Linked DNA regions of Mus musculus: region 2 is linked to region 1. The links are chromatin contacts, found by POLR2A ChIA-PET in ENCODE. All regions are on one chromosome and are shown on one strand. The core of a region is the stretch at or near the end of the contact, and the rest is flanking DNA. Distances in the headings are between cores, read along the strand shown. Region 1 holds the start of Cap1 (CAP, adenylate cyclase-associated protein 1 (yeast)). Region 2 overlaps Mfsd2a (major facilitator superfamily domain containing 2A).

Region 1 (5,731 bases), core at 1,942-4,441:
GAGAGAGAGAGAGAGAGCGCCATAGTACCACGTGGAGGTCAAAGAACAACTTTGTGGAGTTGGTTCTTTCCTTCCACCTTTATGTAGGTTCCAGGGATAGAACTCAGGTCATTAGGCTTTTCAGCAAGCACCTTTACTCACTGAGCTATAGTGCCAGCCCTCTTTCTGACCTTTGATGGGTCTGTCTTGCCCACTCAAGACTATGCTCTACAGAACATTGCTAAAATGCAATCTAATAGCTCTTCCATTACAGTCTGCCCCTCCTGTGGGGGTACAGCCCAGGGGCAGAGCATCGGACCCCACTTCTCCTCTTGAGGGGTTGGTTTAGCCTCTTCGTCCAACCTATGTCAAAGCTGTCCACAGGCACTACTCACCTCATCTTGGCCAAATTCCTATTTCTACCGTTTTACCCATCCATCTCAGCCCAGGAAATGATTATTCTGAATTCAAGGCATTTGCTGGATATGCGCTAGATATGAGCCAATTGTAGATGAAGCATTGTGGTCTGGGCACAGAACAGAATCAGCTAAGGAAAAAGAAAACAACAAAAACAAAACAAACAAACAAACAAAAAAAGCCAGCAGCAAGCTACTGTTTTTTCCCGGGTGTAGAACTGGAATAAGGTAGTATAGTGTTTGGAAAGGCCAAATATATATCCTTCAATATATAGACATGTATACAGCAGGTAATGTTTTCATCCTATCTGTCACTGGAGTCATAAGTGTATGCATCTATATGCTCAGTCAAAACAAGCAGTTCCTCAGCATATTGGCTGTAAGTTATGTTTCCTATCATTGTTTTACAAGATGATTTCAAAAAGGCTGCTTCTATTTCTCATCACAACCCTATAAATTATCATCCCAGTTTTACAGGTAAGGAAATGGTCTTTAATTTGTGTATGTATTATGTATGCATGTATGTGGGCATGCATGCTATTTCAAACGTGTGGCGATCCTTCCACCTTGATGTGTATTACAGAGCTCTTCAGGTTTACGTGGCTGGCACTTTTAATCCAGGAACCATCTCACTGGCCCCCTCTCGTCCCCTCTTTCTTCTATTGCTCTTGGACGCATGGATGGATGATCTGTATACTTTGTGTCCCTACTCACAAAAGAGATTTAGGAGGGTAAAATTGGTTAGGGGGAGGGGCTGTCTGTTCTGAGCTGCATATAGACTCATATTTAACCTTTTGATTTTGTTTTGTTTTGTTTTGGCAAATTGTTGCTTTGTAGTCCAGGCTGGCCTCAGACTCAGAGTCGTCCTATCTCAATCTTCCCAGAGGTGAGATCAAAGGTGTGCATCACAACTCTCTGTTTGATGTTAAGACAGTATTTATTGGTTAAACTTTTAAATTTTAAACGTATTTTATTTATTGACCAGGCAAGTTGGCCCATACTTTTAAATCTAACACTCAGGAGGCAAAGACAGGCAGAGATGTCTGAGTTCAAAGCTAGTCTGGTCTTGGCTCTAGGGTAGCCAAGGGTATGAGAAGTTTTCTCAAGAGAAAATAAAACAAAAATTTTATTTGTTGTGTGAGAGATTGAACCCACATGGACCATGAATGACTTTTTGAAGTCTTCTCTCCTTCTGTCAGGTAGGTGTTGGGGAATCAAACTCAGGATTTGGAAGCAGATGTCTTTCTCCAGTTGAGTCATCTTTCCAGCCCAAATGTATTTGTTTGTTTGAGGCAGGGTCTCACTGTGTCTGGAACTCATTATGTAGACCAGGCTGGCCTTGAACTCACAAAATCAACCTGCCTCTGCTTCCCGGGTGCTGGAACTAAAGGTGAGCATTACCACACCTGCCCCTGAAATGAACATATTATAAACGGATGATTTTTGTGCCATAATTTGGTATGTTGTCATTTCTGTTTTAAACAAACTGGGAGTCATAAACTGGGGGAGGCCAGTAAATTGTCCAAAGCACCTTGATCAAAGTCGGGACGCTAGTAAAGGGCTCGGAGTCAGGAATGGAACAACTTACGTCTACAACCAGAGGCACCCAATGCCTCAAATGTTCCCAGATCTATCTATCACTGGGGATGATTAAATTCATTGGTTCTAAGACAGTCAAATGCGTGCTCTGTTTAAAGTTTCAACATCTACTTTGTGACCTTGGCAAGTTATTCAGCTTCCTCATTTGAAGCTCCGAGGATGTAATGGTACCTACCGCAGAGAGTTGCTATTAGGATTAAATGAAAATGGTTTGAGCGCTCAGCACAAGCCTGGCATGTAGTCAGCGCACAGTAAATGGTAGCTATTATTACATGAACTGTATTTGTTGAATGATTGACTCTGGCATATAACACCTGCATTCAACTTGAACGCGGAGTTGTCAGTCATCCAGTCGAAGGGGTAGGAACCATAGCACAGCACTCGCCAATTTTTTTTCTAGAAATAAATCTTTGTGGGAGGATAATGACCGGTTGGAAAGTGTTAAGTCCGGAGGAAACAAAGACGCGATCCCCCGTCTAAGAAGCAGGGAGGCGAAGACTGCCCTGCAGGCTGCAGTTACAGCTCTGAATCGCACACGGGCTCATTAGCAGCCAGCTGGGCATACATAGCTTGGGGCGATGAAGCCTCAAAAGCAAGATTTTTAAGGAATGGGACAAGATCTCCTTTAATTTTGCTCATTTCATTTCAGGGACCACACCCTACAGGGTGGGAGGAAGAACTCCGAAGCCTGAGGCGGAAGCTTAAGCACAGCCACGGACCTGACCATCTATGGTCACAAAACGCACAGAGCAAACAGGAAGTGGGGCGCGAGTGGAAGATTTTCTCCACCTTCCCAGCCCTAGCCTCGGAATCGAGCGAGGGCGAGCATGCCCAGACGCTCAAAGCCTACTCTATTAGCCTCCGCGACCGAGTCCATTGCTTTTCTGTACTACAGACAGGGAAACCAAGGCTTGCACGCCCAGCCAGGGGCGAAATTTGGTCCCGGTCCCCCCAACCACCAGACACTGGGTCTCAGAGCCTTCTAGCCCCACTGTTGTTCCCTGAACCTCTTCCGGACTGAGGCTAAAAACGTAACGACCTCAGTCTCCGAGCACAAATTGACAAAACAAGCAGCCACTCAGCTGTCTTCCTTTGAGGAGGTGGGGCTTGGTTAGGAACTCCAGCTCCTTATTGGTCTGGGCCTCGGGGCGTGACCAACCGTGGACACGCCCCTTCCCCGAGTTTTCCTCCCCCACCTCCCTTGGAGGCGGAGCCCTTTTCCAAACGCTCCTAAGCCAGATTCTCTCTCCGGTGGCGGGGAATGAGGGCGGAGTCACGAGCGGAGCGGCCAAACTTCTTCCTCTCCCCCGGGCTAGCGTTACAGCCAGTGGTTCATTTCCGGTGGGGGTGCCGCGCCCAGTGAGGGCCCGGAAGTGGGTCGCGCGAAGACCGCTGGGCGGTTCTTGCCGGAAGTGGAGAGCGGCTGATCGCAGTCCGGAGGTGAGGCGGAACTCTTAAGGTGAGGGTTGGTGGTTGGATAAGGATTGGGATGGTCTTTGGGGCCCACCGGGTCCTGGCCGTTAGTAAAGGCTGTGCTAGCCTACGCGCGTTTGAGGAGTCTTGCTGAAAGGCCGGGGTTTGGGCCCTTCGGCCATCCCGGGCTCCTGGGTGCGGTCTCTTGAGGTGGGGCTGGGGTACCAGATTGAACCAGGAGGTCTTGGGGAAGCCACTTTCTCCTTGATTTCGCAGCTCTGCCTATCAGCCTCCGCGGAGGCCTGATTCCTAAAGGCATCCTAACCAACTGAATGGACCCTGGGAGACCTTAGAATTTCCTCCTGACCGGGTCTTGTTCCCATTACTCGGATGGGTAACTTGATCTCGGAGAAGAAAAGAATCTGGTTTTAGAGAGAGGTTTCCAGTCCTAGATCCTTCCTTTCCTTGGAACCTCTCTAACTTTCGATCTGGGCAGCTGCAGGTTAAAGGCTATCTGGTAGTAGAACTAAAAAAAAAAAAAAAGTTAAAAATTTGGAATGCCTGTTAAATTTAAGGTAGGCTAGTAAGCCCTGCGTTTACGTTCAGTGAGCTCCCCTTACTCTTAGACTGCCACTGTTCACTCGCAATCCAAGCTAACTTTATGGGAGGTGCTGTCCACTTCTGGATCTGAAGTCAGATGATTCAGGTTGGGTCTGGCACAGTTGCCAAGTGCCTGTGGTCGTAGGATCGCTGTGTTTATTCTGTGTTGGCAACATGGAAAATGTCATCGAATACAGCTTTGAAAAGTCTAGTCATTGCCCCCATCGAGTTAGCAGTGAAAGACAGTTAAGAAATAGTTACAAATGTGGTGAGGGTGCTGTGGAAGGACGCAGCAAGGGAGTCAGAAGCGTTTTGAAAGATCAAGAGGGTGTGTGTGTGTGTGTGTGTGTGTGTGTGTGTGAGAGAGAGAGAGAGAGAGAGAGAGAGAGAGAGAGAGAATATATTAGATAGAGGTTAGTTAGTATCAGAACTGTCAGCTGTAGCTCTTTGTACTGCTTTCCCTTGAAGTGAAAATCCAGGGTTAGAACAGCACGTTCATCATCTGCCAAGCATTTATTGGACCTCAGTATGTGTGAAAACATTTTAGCTTAGGCACTTAGCCCTTCTGGCTAGGAATACACTTGTTCTCTGGTGATATGTACAGTATGGGAGGAACCGGCAAATCAAGGGTGGTTGAGTGTGTGCACTGTGTGAACACAGAGCTACTGAGAACAGGAGAAATATCTGAACCACAGTTCTAGGCAACAATGAGGGACTTAGTGTTTCAAGATTTCCTTAGGCATATAATGAGCCTAGGAAACGGATTTCTAGGCAGAACTAGATGGAAAGGCGCAGAGACCTAGGCATGAGAAAGACCCAAGTGACTAGTCAGCCGTGTTGTGGTTCCAGTATTACTTGGAGAAGTGGAGAAAATGAGAGGTTGTGGAGTCAAATAGGGAGGCCCTTGGAAGCATGCTAAAGAATTTGGATTTTAGCCTGGAAGCTATGGGGATACTTTGAAGGGTTTTCCCACTTGGCAGAGTGGGAAGGGACCAGACACTGGAGTAGACCAGTACTTAAAAAGCTGTTGCTGTGTCATGGCTTGAGCTGGAGAGGGGAAGTGGAAATGACCAAGAGGGGTTGCATTTGAGCAGTCTTGGCCATATGTGATAGTGTGTGTCTGCCATGTCAGCACCTGGAGTTTGAGGCAGGAGAATCACGAGCTGAAGCCTAGGGCAGATATCAAGGCTGGAATCCAAGGAACTGGAGGCTTGTTATTTATGGGAGTGAAGAAGTAGTTGTAGTCTGGAAATTGCTGCTGTTCTGGTCTAAGATACTGTCAGTACCATTCAGATAAGGAATATAAAAGGTTCATTGGAAAGAGATATAAAATTGTGAAGTGACAAAGAAAAAAATCTGTAGCCTTCTGGGCATTAGTGCCCCCAGGTCTAGCCAGGGCAAATTGCAAAGGTGTGGCAGAAGAGGGTTTGGTCTGTACTGCTATGAGAAATACTCAGGCCTGGAGTTCGGTAGGAGCTGGGAGCGGGGTGGGGTGTCTGGCTGGTTGTTTGGGGCTTTGAATGTCTTAGTCTGAATGTGTTTGGATTTTATTTTGTAACTGTCTGTTGTTGCTGTAGTGCTCAGCACGCATAACTTTCTGGACACTTCCTACTTTGCAGAAATATTCTGTAGGTCAGCGGAGCATAATTAATGATGCAGAGAAGGTTAATAAAATTGGTAGCAATGAAAGTACTTTAAAGTCTAACTTAACTCTGCAGACCAAG
Region 2 (5,731 bases), core at 2,151-4,650, 69 kb before region 1:
AAGACAGTCAGCTGGCTTGGCTCAGGGTTTAGTGGGTGTTGCTGTTGCTAGGTTGATGGAAGAACTGTATCTCACCTTCACCTGAGGAGCAGCAGCTTGCTGCTGATGGCTAGGGGAAACCTGAAGGTGCAGGCAGATGTTAGTGTCCTGGGACTAGGGGGTCTCTGATGGAAAGGGCTAGTTTGGGTGAAGCAGGGCTACTGTGTGTACTTTGAGAAGCCTTGGCTGGCAGCCTGGCATCCAAAGAATTCGCCCTGTCTGGATGAGAGAGTGGGAGACTGGGTAACCATGGCTCCGGGGTGCCCTCACTGGCTCTTTTCTGTGTAGCATCTCTGGGCAAGCGAGGCATATTAGTTTCCATTTGCAGGTGTGGAACACTAAGCCCCAGAAAAGACAGAAGACTCATTCAGTAGCTAGGTTTCCAACAGTTCCCATGGCTGGGTCCCAAGCGGGTTATAAATAAGAGGAACCTGCAGTTGACTATAAAATGGGGTTACAATAAGTGGGGAGAGTACAGAGTGGGGATACAGTGTGGGGAAGGCTGCCAGCTTTCCAGAGCAGGGTTGTGACAACTGGATATGGGGGCACACACCAGTTATCCCAGCACTTAAGAGGCCAAGACAGGATTAAGATTCAAAACCAGCCTGAGACTCTGTCTCAAAAACAAAGTTAAAAAGAAATCAAGGTTTTATGGATGATATTAAAGCTAGACCCTAAAGTGTTTGGGAAGTATGAGACGGTTTGAGTAAAGGGTTATAGGACATTCTCTAAAAGTCATCTATAGAGCAGGCATAAAGTCACACATCTGTAATCCCAGCACTTGCAAGTTAGACCAGCTGGGTCTACTTGCCAAGTTCTAGGCCAGTCAGGACTACAGATGAGTCTCCCTCTACATACATACACACACACACACACACACGCACACGCACACGCACACGCACACACACAGTGTGTGTGTGTGTATGTGGGGGGCGTTGTCACTGGAGAGATTGTTCCATGGTTAGGAGCTCACTGCTTTCTTAGAAGACCTGAGTTGTGAGTACCCAGGCCAGGCCACTCACAACCACAACAGCCTATAACTCCAGCTCTAGAGGATCCAATATCTCTAGCTTCCAAGGCTCCTGTACTTGTTCAAACAAATCCCAACACACGATCACGTAATTTAAAAGTAACATGAATTCTAAGAAAAAAAAAAGATAAAAGAAAACCTCTCCGCATTCCCCTTTCCATATGCAGGCTAAAGCTTGACCTCATAAAAACACACTGTAGCTGATACGTCTTTTACAGATAGGGAAACTGAGGCTCACTGAGGGGTGCAGGGAACAAACACGAGCTCTCTTATCAGGTGGCCAGGGGCTCGGAACTGTCAGGGGGAAGGAAGGAAGTGACCTATGTTCAGTGTTTGATGAGATGTTTCTAAGTGCAGCAGAGGGAAGGAAAGATCTAGAGAAGCTTCACACATAGCCCCACTGCAAAAATGCCGTTATCGGAGATACGACGTTGTCGCCACCATCATCACCACGATGTTGTTGGGGTGTTTTTGTTTTTGTTTTGAGACTGGGCCTTTCTATGTAGTCTTGACTGTCCTGGAACTCACTATGTAGACCAGGCTGGCCTTGAACTCAGAGATCTTGCTTCTACCTCCAGAGTGTTGGATTAAAGGCGTGCGCCACCACATCAAGCCACTGTTGTCATAATTGTTTATCACAATGTGGGAGAACTAAACCCAACAGCCCATCCATTCTAGACAAGCATACTACTACTGCGATAAACCCCGGAACCTGCTAGTGTCACTATTAAGACAGTGAGTGAAACCAAGTGGTGGCGCACACCTTTAATCCCAGCACTCAGGAGGCAGAGGCAGGCGGATTTCTGAGTTCGAGACTAGCCTGGTTTACAGAGCGACTTCCAGGACAGCCAGGGCTGCAGGGAAACCTTGACACGGAAAAAGAACTTCATGAAAATGTTTAAGATCCAGGTGGGAGGTGGTGTAAGGTCTTGGTGGTTCAGCTGTGCCAGGGAGGGATGCTCCGCTAAGGCAATGAATGAAGGACACCTTTTGCTTCTTCCCCATGGCAGGTGGAACCACTTCCTGCTTCCATTATCCTTTTTGTGGGCCGAGCCTGGGATGCCTTCACTGACCCTCTGGTGGGCTTCTGCATTAGCAAGTCCTCCTGGACCCGCCTGGGCCGCCTCATGCCCTGGTAAGTAGAGACGCTCCTTCGAAGTGCAGAAAGGCAGGCTTCTGGTGTCGTGTCCCCCCCCCCCCCCCCCCCCCCCCCCGCCCAAGTCCTCCTCCATCTCTTGTCACAGGTTGGAGGTTGATGGGAAAGCATGACACAATAGCTCAATGGTGTCGAAACCTCTCAACCTGTGGCTTCAGCTGCCCCAGGCACGAGCATTGGGACACCTAGACAGTTCATTTCGGGGCTGGCCAGAGTGCTGAGTTAGTTTCCTCCCCCAGCTCAGGCCTCAGGGCTCCCCAAGGTCCGCTCACTCACCTTGGTGAGACTGGAATCCCTACTTCTGCCATTCTGTGGCAGCAGAGGTAGATAGGTCTTTGAAACAATTGAGAGGTTACCTGGGTTTGAATGGCAGCTTCACCACTTACAGCTGTGCAGCCTCAAGCAAGTTATTAAACATCTCTGATCCTTAGGTAAAGCCGAGGTACGGTGAGGACGTTAATATGTAAAACGTTCAGAACAGCTCCTGGCAGGTAGTGATACACAATCTGACATTCGTTCAAGGTAGTTAATGGTAGGACATGGGTAGGGGCGATACTAAGAAATACCAAGAATGGCCTTGTGTACCCATCCCAAAGCACTGAGTGATGGGACTATTTTTTCCCTTGGTGTTATTCAGCTTCAGCTTGTGGGGCAAGGTTGGGGGAAGGCAGTTGCCATAGATCAGACAGTGATGGAGACATACAAGACAGGCCAAGCAGAGCTCTGGTTCCCTCCAGGACATCCTGCTTCAGGAGGTGGGGGGGTGTACCCCTTTCATCTCCAGCCCATCCAAGCTTAAGTGGGCGCCTTCCTGCCCCAGGGGCGCCCATACCTGGTCTCCGGCCTTCAAAGCTCTTCCAGCAGCCTCTGCACCTCCGCAGTTTCCTTTCCCACGAGGCCCCCCACCCACCCCAGTCCTGCCAGCCCCTGGCAGAAACCCAGTTTGGAGCCTTTGATCCAGGCTTCATGGCCAAAGGGGGTGAAGGAGGGGGTAGGAGAGCCTCCTTTACCTGGGCAAGCTGCTCAGGGAGTCCTGAGAGCCAGCCTGCGAGACTTGGCCCTGTGCCGGCCTCTTGGCAGCTGGTGGAGGGCGGGGCCCCGCTCCCACATCGCCTCATGAGGCCCAGCCAATGGGAGGCCGCTGCCTGACGCGATGCCGGCACAGGGTTACTCCCAGTCACATCGGGTTCCTGTTCACTGTTCAAGCTGCCTGTCTCTGAGGATGGAGTGTTTGAGGAAGGCTAAGGAGGAGCCCTGTTCTCTGAGGCGACAACGTGGAGGGGTGGAAGGAGGAGGAGGAGGAGGGCAAGCAAGGCCTCCTTGTGGGAGGGAGATCTGAAGACTCTTGCTAGGTCAGTGTGACTGCTATTCCAGGAAAGTTGCTAGGTCCCCTTAGGTTGCTTTCTAGATGGCAAGTGCCTGGGTATGCGTCAGAATACACATGGGATGACTCATAGGCCGAGGGGCCATTGTGTTCATGACATCCCAGGTTGCACCTCTAGGCTTGGAGACCAAAAAGAGGTTGGGTCTGTCAGGGTTGGCTAGTGTTAGCCTTGCTCTCCTCTCCTTCCAGGTGTTAGGAGAGTTCCTACTTCAAGCCCCTCCTACAAACTACAAAGAAAGTGACATTCTCTCACCTGGGAACTCCTAAGGCCAACTGTGAGACCCTGTCAGCAGAGTCACACAGAGAGATTGAGATGCAGGGGGGCCTGAGGTTGGTGGATTACCAGGCACTGTCCACTTGCAGCCCTGGCCTGTAGTAGTTCCCGAAGGCCACTTCTCCAGTTGAGCCCTTCTGCTGTGATCACAGCAAACACTTAATGTCCCAAGTACTGTTCAACATTTTTCTGTCAACTTATTTAAGACTCAAGCCTACTTCAACACACAAAGTGGAAGTCCTTACACTTGCCTGTGAGGTGTGCCATTTTCTCCACATGTTATCTCCTAATTCCATCTCCCTTGCTCACTGTCCTCCGGCCCACAGGCCCTGCTGTTCCATCCTCCTGCCTCAGGACCTTTGCACCGACTCTCCCCCTGACTGGGGCCACACTCTCAGAGATCTGCAGTCTTGACTCCCTGACCCCATCGTCCTCTCAGCCAGCTGAGAACTGTGCCCTCAGTCTCCTGTCTACTTACTCTCTTCTTTTCTCCATAGCATGTGTCACCTTTTAATATGCTATATGACTGTTGCAAAGACTGTGACAAAATATCTATAGCATAGCATTTGCCTTATTCATGTATTTATTTGTGGTAGAACTCAAACCCAGGGCCTTGCACATGCCAAGCAAGTGTTCTATAGCCTTGATTTTTGTTCAATTTTGTTCTTTGAAGGCAAGGTTTTATGCAGCCCAAGCTAGCCTCCACCTCCTGATTCTCCATTTCTTAAGTGCCCAGATTAGAGTCGTGCACCTCCAGCGAAACCCTTGTTTGTTTTATTATTTGGTCAGGGTCTCACTGTGCAGCCCTGGCTACCCTGCAATTTCTTATGTAGAGAGCAGTGTGGTCTTAAGCTCACAGAAATCAACCTGTATCTGCCTCTTAAGTAGAGGCAGGGGGGTCCCTGAGTTGGAGGCCAGCCTGGGCTATGTAGAAAGATACTGTCTCAAACAAAACAAAACACACAAACAAACAAAAACCAAAACAAACCAATAGTGAATCTAGTGTGTAAATGTTTTGCTTGCATGTATATCTGTGCCTGGGGAGGTTAGAAGAGGGCGTTAGATCTTTTGAAACTGGAGTTATGAATAGTTACCCAATGCCATGTGGGTACTGAGAATTGAACCCTAGGTCTTATGCAAGAACAAGTGCTCTTAACTGCTGAACCATCCCTCCAGCCCCTGTGCTCTTCGTTTAAAAAACAAAATCAGATCTCAATATGTAGCTCAGGTTGACTCTGAACTCAGGCCTTTTTGCCTTTGTTTCTTGAATGTGGGGTTACAGGGCACACCACCATGCCCAGCTCATTATAAACTTTTAAGGTGTCCAATAAAGTAGCATTAAGTATAGTCACATCCTTGTGTGACCATCACTACCTTCTATCCCAAACCTTTTTGTTGTTGCTGTTGTTTTGAGACAGAGTGTCTCTGTGTAGCCCTGGAACTCCCTCTGTAGACCAGGCTGGACTTGAACTCAGGGACTCTGCCTGGGTTGGCCTGCTGAATGCAGGAGATTAAAAGCATGTGCTTCTACTGCCTAGCTCATCCCAATAATTTTTTTTTATCTTTTCCAACCCAAACTTTGAGTTCATTAAAAGATAATCCCTACTCCTTCTTCCCTGTCAACCACTATTTCTTGGGACTGAGGGTGGGATTCTGGGAGGATAGATTGTGATGTGTATGTGTAGGTCAGGGGACAACTTGTAGGAGTTGATTCTTTTTCTCTTACCCGTCTGTGAATTTGAACTCATGTCATCGGGTTTAGGGCTTGACAAATCTTGCTGGGTCATGTCTAAAACTGGATTTGGTTACCCCCTGTAAATTAAGCTGTACAATATTTCTCTCTCAGGA

Evidence for each region. ChIA-PET counts read pairs that join two places held with the same protein, here RNA polymerase II (POLR2A).
Region 2: POLR2A ChIA-PET joins it to region 1 with 13 read pairs in embryonic stem cell. The contact joins the enhancer-like site here to the promoter of Cap1 in region 1. POLR2A ChIA-PET finds 5 or more read pairs at or near these places in 3 of 5 experiments (Patski and embryonic stem cell).

Annotation. Positions count from the first base shown.
Region 1 is chr4:122,883,536-122,889,266 of GRCm38, reverse strand. It overlaps Cap1 (CAP, adenylate cyclase-associated protein 1 (yeast)), which reads left to right and starts at 3,191. Exons shown (of 13, transcript NM_001358035.1): 1 at 3,191-3,453.
Region 2 is chr4:122,953,205-122,958,935 of GRCm38, reverse strand. Mfsd2a (major facilitator superfamily domain containing 2A) reads left to right here. Exons shown (of 14, transcript NM_029662.2): 3 at 2,080-2,204. Among named protein-coding and RNA genes, the nearest start is that of Mfsd2a, 5.1 kb to the left of the region's middle. Within about 2 kb of position 3,400, at least 1 of the 3 ENCODE cell types and tissues checked has a DNase peak (open chromatin) inside an H3K27ac peak, as active enhancers do.